2 separate regions of the Homo sapiens genome follow, and region 2 is linked to region 1. A link is a contact called in ENCODE Hi-C data. All regions are on one chromosome and are shown on one strand. Each heading gives the region's core, a stretch centred on a gene start or an enhancer-like site at or near the end of the contact. The rest is flanking DNA. Distances are from core to core; before and after follow the strand shown. Region 1 has its middle 28 kb from the start of LACC1. Region 2 has its middle 6.6 kb from the start of SNORA31B.

Evidence for each region. A loop is a pair of places that touch in the nucleus more often than their neighbours do. Pooled maps may share reads with other maps.
Region 2: a pooled map shows a loop between it and region 1 (2.1-fold over the local background). The contact joins two enhancer-like sites. A Hi-C loop is called at or near these places in 2 of 168 maps with a recorded cell type or tissue (CD4-positive, alpha-beta memory T cell and naive thymus-derived CD4-positive, alpha-beta T cell) and 10 of 50 pooled maps.

Annotation. Positions count from the first base shown.
Region 1 is chr13:43,906,193-43,910,263 of GRCh38, forward strand. No RefSeq gene overlaps it. Among named protein-coding and RNA genes, the nearest start is that of LACC1, 28 kb to the left of the region's middle. Within about 2 kb of position 2,344, at least 2 of the 41 ENCODE cell types and tissues checked have a DNase peak (open chromatin) inside an H3K27ac peak, as active enhancers do.
Region 2 is chr13:45,327,783-45,331,853 of GRCh38, forward strand. No RefSeq gene overlaps it. Among named protein-coding and RNA genes, the nearest start is that of SNORA31B, 6.6 kb to the right of the region's middle. RefSeq lists an enhancer at 2,370-2,870. Within about 2 kb of position 2,014, at least 19 of the 41 ENCODE cell types and tissues checked have a DNase peak (open chromatin) inside an H3K27ac peak, as active enhancers do.

The sequences.
Region 1 (4,071 bases), core at 1,094-3,593:
GTAAGATTGTCTTCAATGAAGAGAGGGAAAACCTTCCAAGAAATTAAATTGTGTAATCAGGTAGGACTACAACTATGAGAAGAAATCACAAAAATAAACATATTTTAAAAACTGAAAATAAAATACTAACTTAGTTGTGTTAGATGGTGAAATTATGAAAGCTTTTGTTTCCTTTTTCTGCATTTGTGTAGTTTTTCCTATATTTTCTTTAATGAACTATACTTTTTTCAAATAAAAAATATATAACTGCTCTTAAGCCATCTTTTATCTTCCTCCTGCCTCAAAGGAAAGATTCTTGCTTTTAAAATATCCTATCTAGTTTTCTGCTATCTAATTTTCCAAAAGATATTTAGTAATAGTTTGACGTTTCCTTGCATCTCCGAACATGGCACTAGTTTCTGATGAGTGTGATGGGAGATTTGACCCATTTTTTAAAATAAACTTTTTACAGAGAGTTGCACAGATAGTGCAGAGTTCCCATACACCCAACACTCAGTTTCATTTATTAGAAACATCTTACATTAGTTTGGTACATTTGTTGTGATTAATGACCCAATATTGATACATTATTATTAACTAAATTCCATACTTTATTCAGATTTCCTTTGTTTTCACCTAGTGTTCTTTTTCTGTTCTAGGATCCCATCCAGGATAATTTATTACAATTTATTTGTCATATCTCCTTAGATTCTTCTTGGCTATCACAGTTTCTCAGACTTTATTTTTCATGACCTTGGCAGCTTTGAGGAGCACTGGCCAGGTATTTTGTATTAACAGAATGTCCTTCAATTGGGATTTGTCTGATGTTTCTCTCATGATTAGGGTGAAGATATGGATTTGGGGGAGGAAGACCACAGAGGTAACGTGCTATTCTCATTACCTCACATGGAGGGTATGTGCTACCAACCTGACTTAGCATTTGTTGATAGTCTGACTGAGGCAGTGTTTGCCAGGTTTTTCTATCACAAGGTTACTCTTTCATTGGCCTTCCCATACTACACTCTATAGCAGTGTGTGCAGAGCCCACACTTAAAGAGTGGAGGGTTGTGTTTCACACTGTGACGGTGGAGTATCTACATCAATTATTACAAATTCTTCTATACCTGAGATTTGTCTACTCTCTCCCATTATTCAATCATTTATTTAAGTTAGTATGAACTCATGGATATTTATTATATACTTTAGATTATAATCTAATATTATTTTATTTGTTTTTCTTAAATTGGCCATTGGTGCTTTTTCAGTTGGGTTCCTGTGTCCCTTTGACGTACTCCCACTATTGTGGGGTGTGATTTTAGCACGCTGCTACTTGCTGGCACTACTAGTACTTCCGAATCATCTTATATAGCCCCTCCCTGGTCCCTAAATTGGATAATGCTTTTTAACTCTCATCATAAAGATCAGTATTGAAAAGGACACACTGAGTGTCTATTGCATAAAGACCTTGTATTAGGAATACGACTTTTTAAAAAGCCTCCTTTTGGATAGATCTTTTGCTTTAGCTGAGAAAATTAGACAAATACATACAATAGCATAATCCCATTTATTAAACATAATATTAGCCTAAAAAGAAAAAAATCCACATAGCAGTGTGTACTCACCCTTCAAACCCCACCTGTGAGTATGGCCTGGATACTCATAGGAAGGGGTCAAATGTGCTGTGTAGGAGGGGATTCGGAGGCTGGACAAAATAGGAGGAATGTCATCTAGAAAGCTATCATTAGAAACATCTGGCTAAAGAGAAACAATGATGACATAATCAGAAGAGAACTTAGAACCAGCAAGTTTCCTCCAGCTGTGAGTTCAAATTCAACTGCCAGAAGTGTACATATCACTCCTGACAGACCCTCTGATGTTGTGACTCTTCAAGGACTTTTGAACTCAGCTAATAATTTTTCAAATAAAAATCCCAATATACATATATAACAAAAAAGATATGTAAAAATTTCTTACAGTTATATTTGAGTTTTTGTTGAGTTTGTGCTATATATAACATATTGTTATATATATATAATTTATATATAAAAAACTCAAATACTATAACTGTAAGAAATTTTTACATATCATTTTTTTTAGATAAATAAACTAAAACCCCAATATAAAGTCAGGAATGGTAGAGCTGGGAGAGAGGTCTGTGACCTCCTGGGAATCACTCGACAGTTAGTGTGAAACTAGATGCCAACTGTCTTGACCTTTGGATCAGAGCTTTTTTCATCACAGAGCTTTGCTTCATTGAATAATTTATTTACACATTCCACTCATCCATTTATTCTACAAAAAAAATTTAATAGCTCCTTCATGCCTGACACAGTGCTCAAGTTTGTAAGTACAAATTTTGAGAGTTTGCACTATTGTAAAGAATTGAATAACAAAATTAGATAAACTGCCACCAGGTGGCATAAATCCTCATACTGGCAAGGACGTTTGTAGGTAATTTGTAGTAACTATTCAGTTTTTCCTCTTAGACTTTTTTTTTCTTTTTCAAATTCAGATGGTGAGAACTGGTCTGAATGTACAATTCAGTCTTACTGTTTTCCATCAAGGTGTCACCAATCTTCCAGTCTCCCAGGCAGAAGTTTTTGAGGTATGTTTTGGTTTCATCTTCTACTTATTGAGTCACAGCTTATTCAGATTGGCTACTTTCCTCATCTTTAGCTCCTTTATAAAAACCTTCAATTTAGCAGTGTCAGGGAAAAAAAAAACTACCTTGGGTTGTTCTTAGCCTACTGCAAGTTCACTGCTGCCTCTGCTCCTGCTGTTCCATTTCCCTGAAATTCCTTCTTCTAAACTCTTTCATCATTGACTCACCAATGTTCAACAAATATTTGAGTGGTTGTTATGGTGATGCTGATATATGAAATGCCAAACTATATACTTTCCTCACATGCCAGCATCTGCTATGTCCCTCCCTGCCCTTCTGACAGTAGAGAAGTTCTAGTAGGTTAAATGCGTATACGATCAAATAATTGCTATATTAGGGGCATTTACCAGCCATCGTGGTGACCAAAGTATCAGCTTTGCAGAGGTGATCAAGAAATAAATTGGTCCTTGGTTTAGATATAGAGGTAAGTCAACTAGTTTAAATGGATACAGGGTCAAATATTGTCCTACACAGTGAGATAAAATGCATTGGCACTTCAAGTCTGACAATTTTAGACTCTGAAATTTTAGATGGGAAGAAGGTATGATGCATATAGGCAAGTGGCCAAAGTTGATTTTAAAAAGAAAGGCTGAAACCAGATTAAAAGGGCCCTTGAAGGACATGCAAAGAAGTTAGGACTTTATCTTTTAGGCATTAGAACCATTACAAGATACAGAAAGGGGATGATGTGAACAGATTTGCATTTTAGATCCTCTCTGGCTGGATGTGGCATGGATTGGAGAGAGGTGAGACCAGATATGTGCAACCAGCTGGGAAATAACCCTAGAGTCTGGGTGGGTGGGGATGTTAAGGCCTGAACCAAGTAAAATCTGTGCTGAAGGAGAGGCAGGGATGGATCTGAGACAGTCAACAGAATTTGGTGAGGAATCAAATATGGGAATAAGGAGAAAGTACTTTGTGACTGCCAGGTTCCTGGCTTAGGTCACTGAGTGAGGAGTGATGCCTTTAACTAGGCATAAAAGGATACAGGAGGCTGAGCAGCTTTTAGGGGGTGGTGGTGGTAGTGGTGGTGGTGGTGAATGTTTTGAGTTTACTTTGAGATGACTGTATGATTATTTGCACTAATCAATTTCATACATTAATATGTAGGTTAGAATGAAAGGTCTCAGTAAAGAAAACTTTCTTACTACCATTCATTCATCAATCGATTTGTCAGCCAAAAGTGCCTCCTTTATGTCTTATAAGGAGTTAGGTGCAATGGGTATTATGAACCTTACATCCCAAATTTTCCAAAGTGGTTTTATTTTTCTACAGTTTTTATTTTTGACAAATGCCATTCATTCAATATTTACTTAATATGACTAAATTTTTATGTCTTGTAAGACTTTTCTTACAAGTTAATAAATCACTAAAATGTTTACAGTATGAATTCTGCAAGTAAGGTATTTGTAGCCTAATCCAGAAGAACT
Region 2 (4,071 bases), core at 764-3,263, 1.4 Mb after region 1:
TCCCCAGGGTGAGGCCAGAGCGACAGGATGTCATCCGCCTCTCACCCACCTCATGAGCATTTCCTCCAGAAACAGGCCAAGAGGAAAGGCCCGAACTTTCAAGACTAGGATCAACCCTGCAATGTTTGTTTGGGGGGAAAAAAAAAAAAGAATATAGGCACACAAAGTTTCACGTGGTACAGGGAAGGTATGAGTTGCCCATTTTAAAGTGACATCAAACTGCTTGTCAACCCTGAAGAAGAATCTAGGGATAGATTAAAAAAGTTTTTTTTTTTTTTTTGAGACCTCTTCTCACTCTGTTGCCCAGACTGGAGTACAGTGGTGCAATCTGGGCTCACTGTAACCTCTGCCCCCTGGATTCAAGCAATTCTCTCACCGCAGTCCCCCAAGTGGCTGGGATTACAGGCACCTTCCACCACACCCAGCTAATTTTTGTATTTTTAGTAGAGACAAGAGTTTTACCATGTTGGTCAGGCTGGTCTCAAAGTCCTGACCTTGTGATCCGCCCACCTTGGCCTCCCAAAGTGTTGGGATTACAGGCGTGAGCCATTGCGCCCGGCCTAAAACATATTCTTTTTTTTTTTTTTTTTTTTTTGAGACGGAGTCTCACTCTGTCGCCCAGGCTGGAGTGCAATGGCACGATCTTGGCTCACTGTAAGCTCCGCCTCCCGGGTTCACACCATTCTCCTGCCTCAGCCTCCCGAGTAGCTGGGACTACAGGCACCCACCACCATGCCCGGCTAATTTTTTGTATTTTTAGTAGAGACAGGGTTTCACCGTGTTAGCCAGGATAGTCTCAATCTCCTGATCTTGTGATCCGCCTGCCTCGGCCTCCCAAAGTGCTGGGATTACAGGCGTGAGCCACTGCGCCTGACCCCTAAAACATATTCATGATGCAGTTTCCCAAGGCTACACAAAAGTCAGAGAATGTGAACAGGCATCCTGTATTTTGCAAGTCAGAGAATGTGAACAGGCATCCTGTATTTTGCACTGATTCAGAGTAGAGACCAGTATTGTAAGAATTTCTCATGGTAAAGGCACTCCTATGATAGCCTCTACTTACCAAATCAGCCGATGAGGTAAGTATGAGTTTCTGTTTTCTAGATGGAGATACTGAGGCTTAGAGAGGTTAAGATGCTGGAGTTCTCACAGCAAGTGGTTGGGCTTTTATTAGAACCCAGATTTCAAAATACCACCACTGCATAGTACTAATTCCACATGCCTTCTTCCAAAATGGAAAGAATGCCTTTTTTTCTTGTAAGTCTGCCAAATTGATGCAGACGCTTATCTTTTATTTGTTTTAGCCGAGCTAAAATAGAATGAAAAAAAAAAAAAAGAAAAGAAAAAGGAATTAGGAAGGAACATGTCTAAAGTACACATCGGATGCTGAGACATCTGGTATGCAAAGTGAGAAAAAGGTATCACAGTGTAAGTTCCTGCGTGTGAGTCCAAAATCCAACTGCACCAGTGTGTGGATGGGGCAGACCTGGTTTCAGCAGCAAGCATGAAGACAAGTTTTAGCTGGCAGAAATTCAAGACAAGTCTCCTGTCTGATATTACCCAAAAGAAGCAAATGTCAGTTTAGGCTGCATTAAAATATTATTGCGTTGGCTGGGCGCAGTGGCTCACACCTGTAATCCCAGCACTTTGGGAGGCTGAGGGCAAGGAACATGAGGTCAGGATATCAAGACCATCCTGGCTAACATGGTAAAACCCCGTCTCCACTAAAAATACAAAAAATTAGCCGGGCGTGGTGGCAGGCGCCTGTAGTCCCAGCTACTCAGGAGGCTGAGGCAGGAGAATGGCGTGAACCTGGGAGGGGGAGCTTGCAGTGAGCCCAGATCACGCCACTGCACTCCAGCCTGGGCGACACAGCGAGATTCCGTCTCAAAAAAAAAAAAAACAAAACAAAATTATTGCATTAACATACAATGTGGAAAACGAGGCCAAGCCATACCTGGGGAACTGCAGGGCCTTCACGCACTGTGGTTAAGAGGGACGGAAGTCAAGGGTGCTGAGCACTGGACAGGCGCATTAGATTCCTTTCCACTCTGGCGCTTTATATGTTGCTTTAGCAAGAGGGCAGTAACCACAAGCCAGCTGCCTGAGCTGTTTTCCTTTATCTCATGAGCTCATTTCCTTCCCATGCTTCCTGCTACAATAGTGGTTCCTCAATCCCCAGCAGGGAGCTGAAATCCCAGAAGGGTTTTTAAAATGCTGGATATTCTGGCTGGGCACGGTGGCTCATGCCTGTAATCCCAGCACTTTGGGAGGCTGAGGCGGGCAGATCACTTGAGGCCAGGAGTTCAAGACCAGCCTGGGCAACACGGCGAAACCGTGTCTACTAAAAATACAAAAATTAGCCAGGCGTGGTGGTGGGCACCTGTAATCCCAGCTACTCAGGAGACTGAGGCGGGAGAATCGCTCAAACCCAGGAGGCAGAGGTTGTAGTGAGCCAAGATTGCACCACTGCACTCCAGCCTGGGTGACAGAGTGAGACTCTCCCTCAAAAAACAAACAAAAAACCCGAAATATTAAATGCTGAATATTCTGTTTCAATAGGTGTGGTGTAGGCTCAGCACAGTGGCTGGCGCCTGTAATCATAACACTTTGGGAGGCTGAGTTGGGAGGATCTCTTGAGCATAGGAGTTTGAGACTACGGGGAATTATGATCACAGCACTTCACTTCAGCCTGGGCAACACAGTGAGACCCTGTCTCAAAGAAAGAAAGAAAGAAATTACTCTCATTCGAGAGGTACCCTCCATATACCCAGGGAAAATAAATATCCTCATCTCTGAAGACACAGAAACACAGAGAAGAATCTGAACAAACAGGCCTTGCTAAGTTCCCCCCAGTTTACCATTAGATCATCCGCTTTGTCCAATACTTTTGCACAACTGTTCACTCTTCATTAAACCAAAACAGAAAAATACACAAGCTCACCTGTTTCTTTGGGTCCTCATTTCCTTACAAAGGCTCCCATGTCACAGAAAACATTTAAAAAATATGTACGCTGGCTGGGCATGGTGGCTCACACCTGTAATCCCAGACTTTGGGAGGCTGAGGCAGGCAGATCACGAGGTCAAGAGATAAAGACCGTCCTGGCCAACATGGTGAAACCTGTCTCTACTGAAAATACAAAAATTAGCTGGGCCTGGTGGTGCGTGCCTGTAGTCCCAGATACTCGGGAGGCTGAGGTGGGAGAATCACTTGAACCCGGGAGGTGGGGGTTGCCATGAGCCGAGATCGTGCCACTGCACTCCAGCCTGGCGACAGAGCAAGACTGTCTCAAAAAATAAAAACAACAAAAAAATGTACGCTTTGCTTTTGTCGATTTGTCTTTTGTTATAAGGGCCTCAGTCATGAACTTAGCAATGGGTGTGGAAAGCAATTTTTCCTCCCCTACATGAAAATCTCTGCTGCTCTGACACTCACACCCAGTCCTCCTCCTCCTCCCTGGTCTATGGAACAGAGCAGAACAGGTTGCACATTACTTAACCAAATTTCAGAAGCTTAGTCACTTTTACTTTTAATAGATACCAGCAGTTGGTGTTACCATCATGCTGATATAATGGCAGTCACCAACGGTACTAACACACAGCCTGTGTTCCATCTGACAAAATCCACCACTGTGGATTGAATCCCTTCAAGCTAATACAATGGGAGAGGCTTAGGAAGGATGGGGTGCTAGGAACATAATGAAGAAAAGGTTACAGTGCATCATGCCCAAGATCTGTGTTTGCTTAGCTTCCAATTTTATCCTTGCCATCTGTTGATGCACATTCTTCCACCTCACTGAGGTAGTCAAAAGAGGTATTCATTTTCTTTCTAATTTCATGTGCAGTAATTTTCCTCTTTAACTGCCAGTTTCCACCTCCAGATTGAATACTAGTTTGGATGTTTGACTTACATGATGAATTGGTAGTTCTTAAGGATAACTCCCAAATTAATGTACTCAAGGAAGAGGAAATTACATGTATAGCTGTTTTGAATAGATGTCCAGAAAATACCAATTTTATACCAACTGCTTAGGGAACAGTAGAATAATTTGATAACCCTGTGCTCTAGAT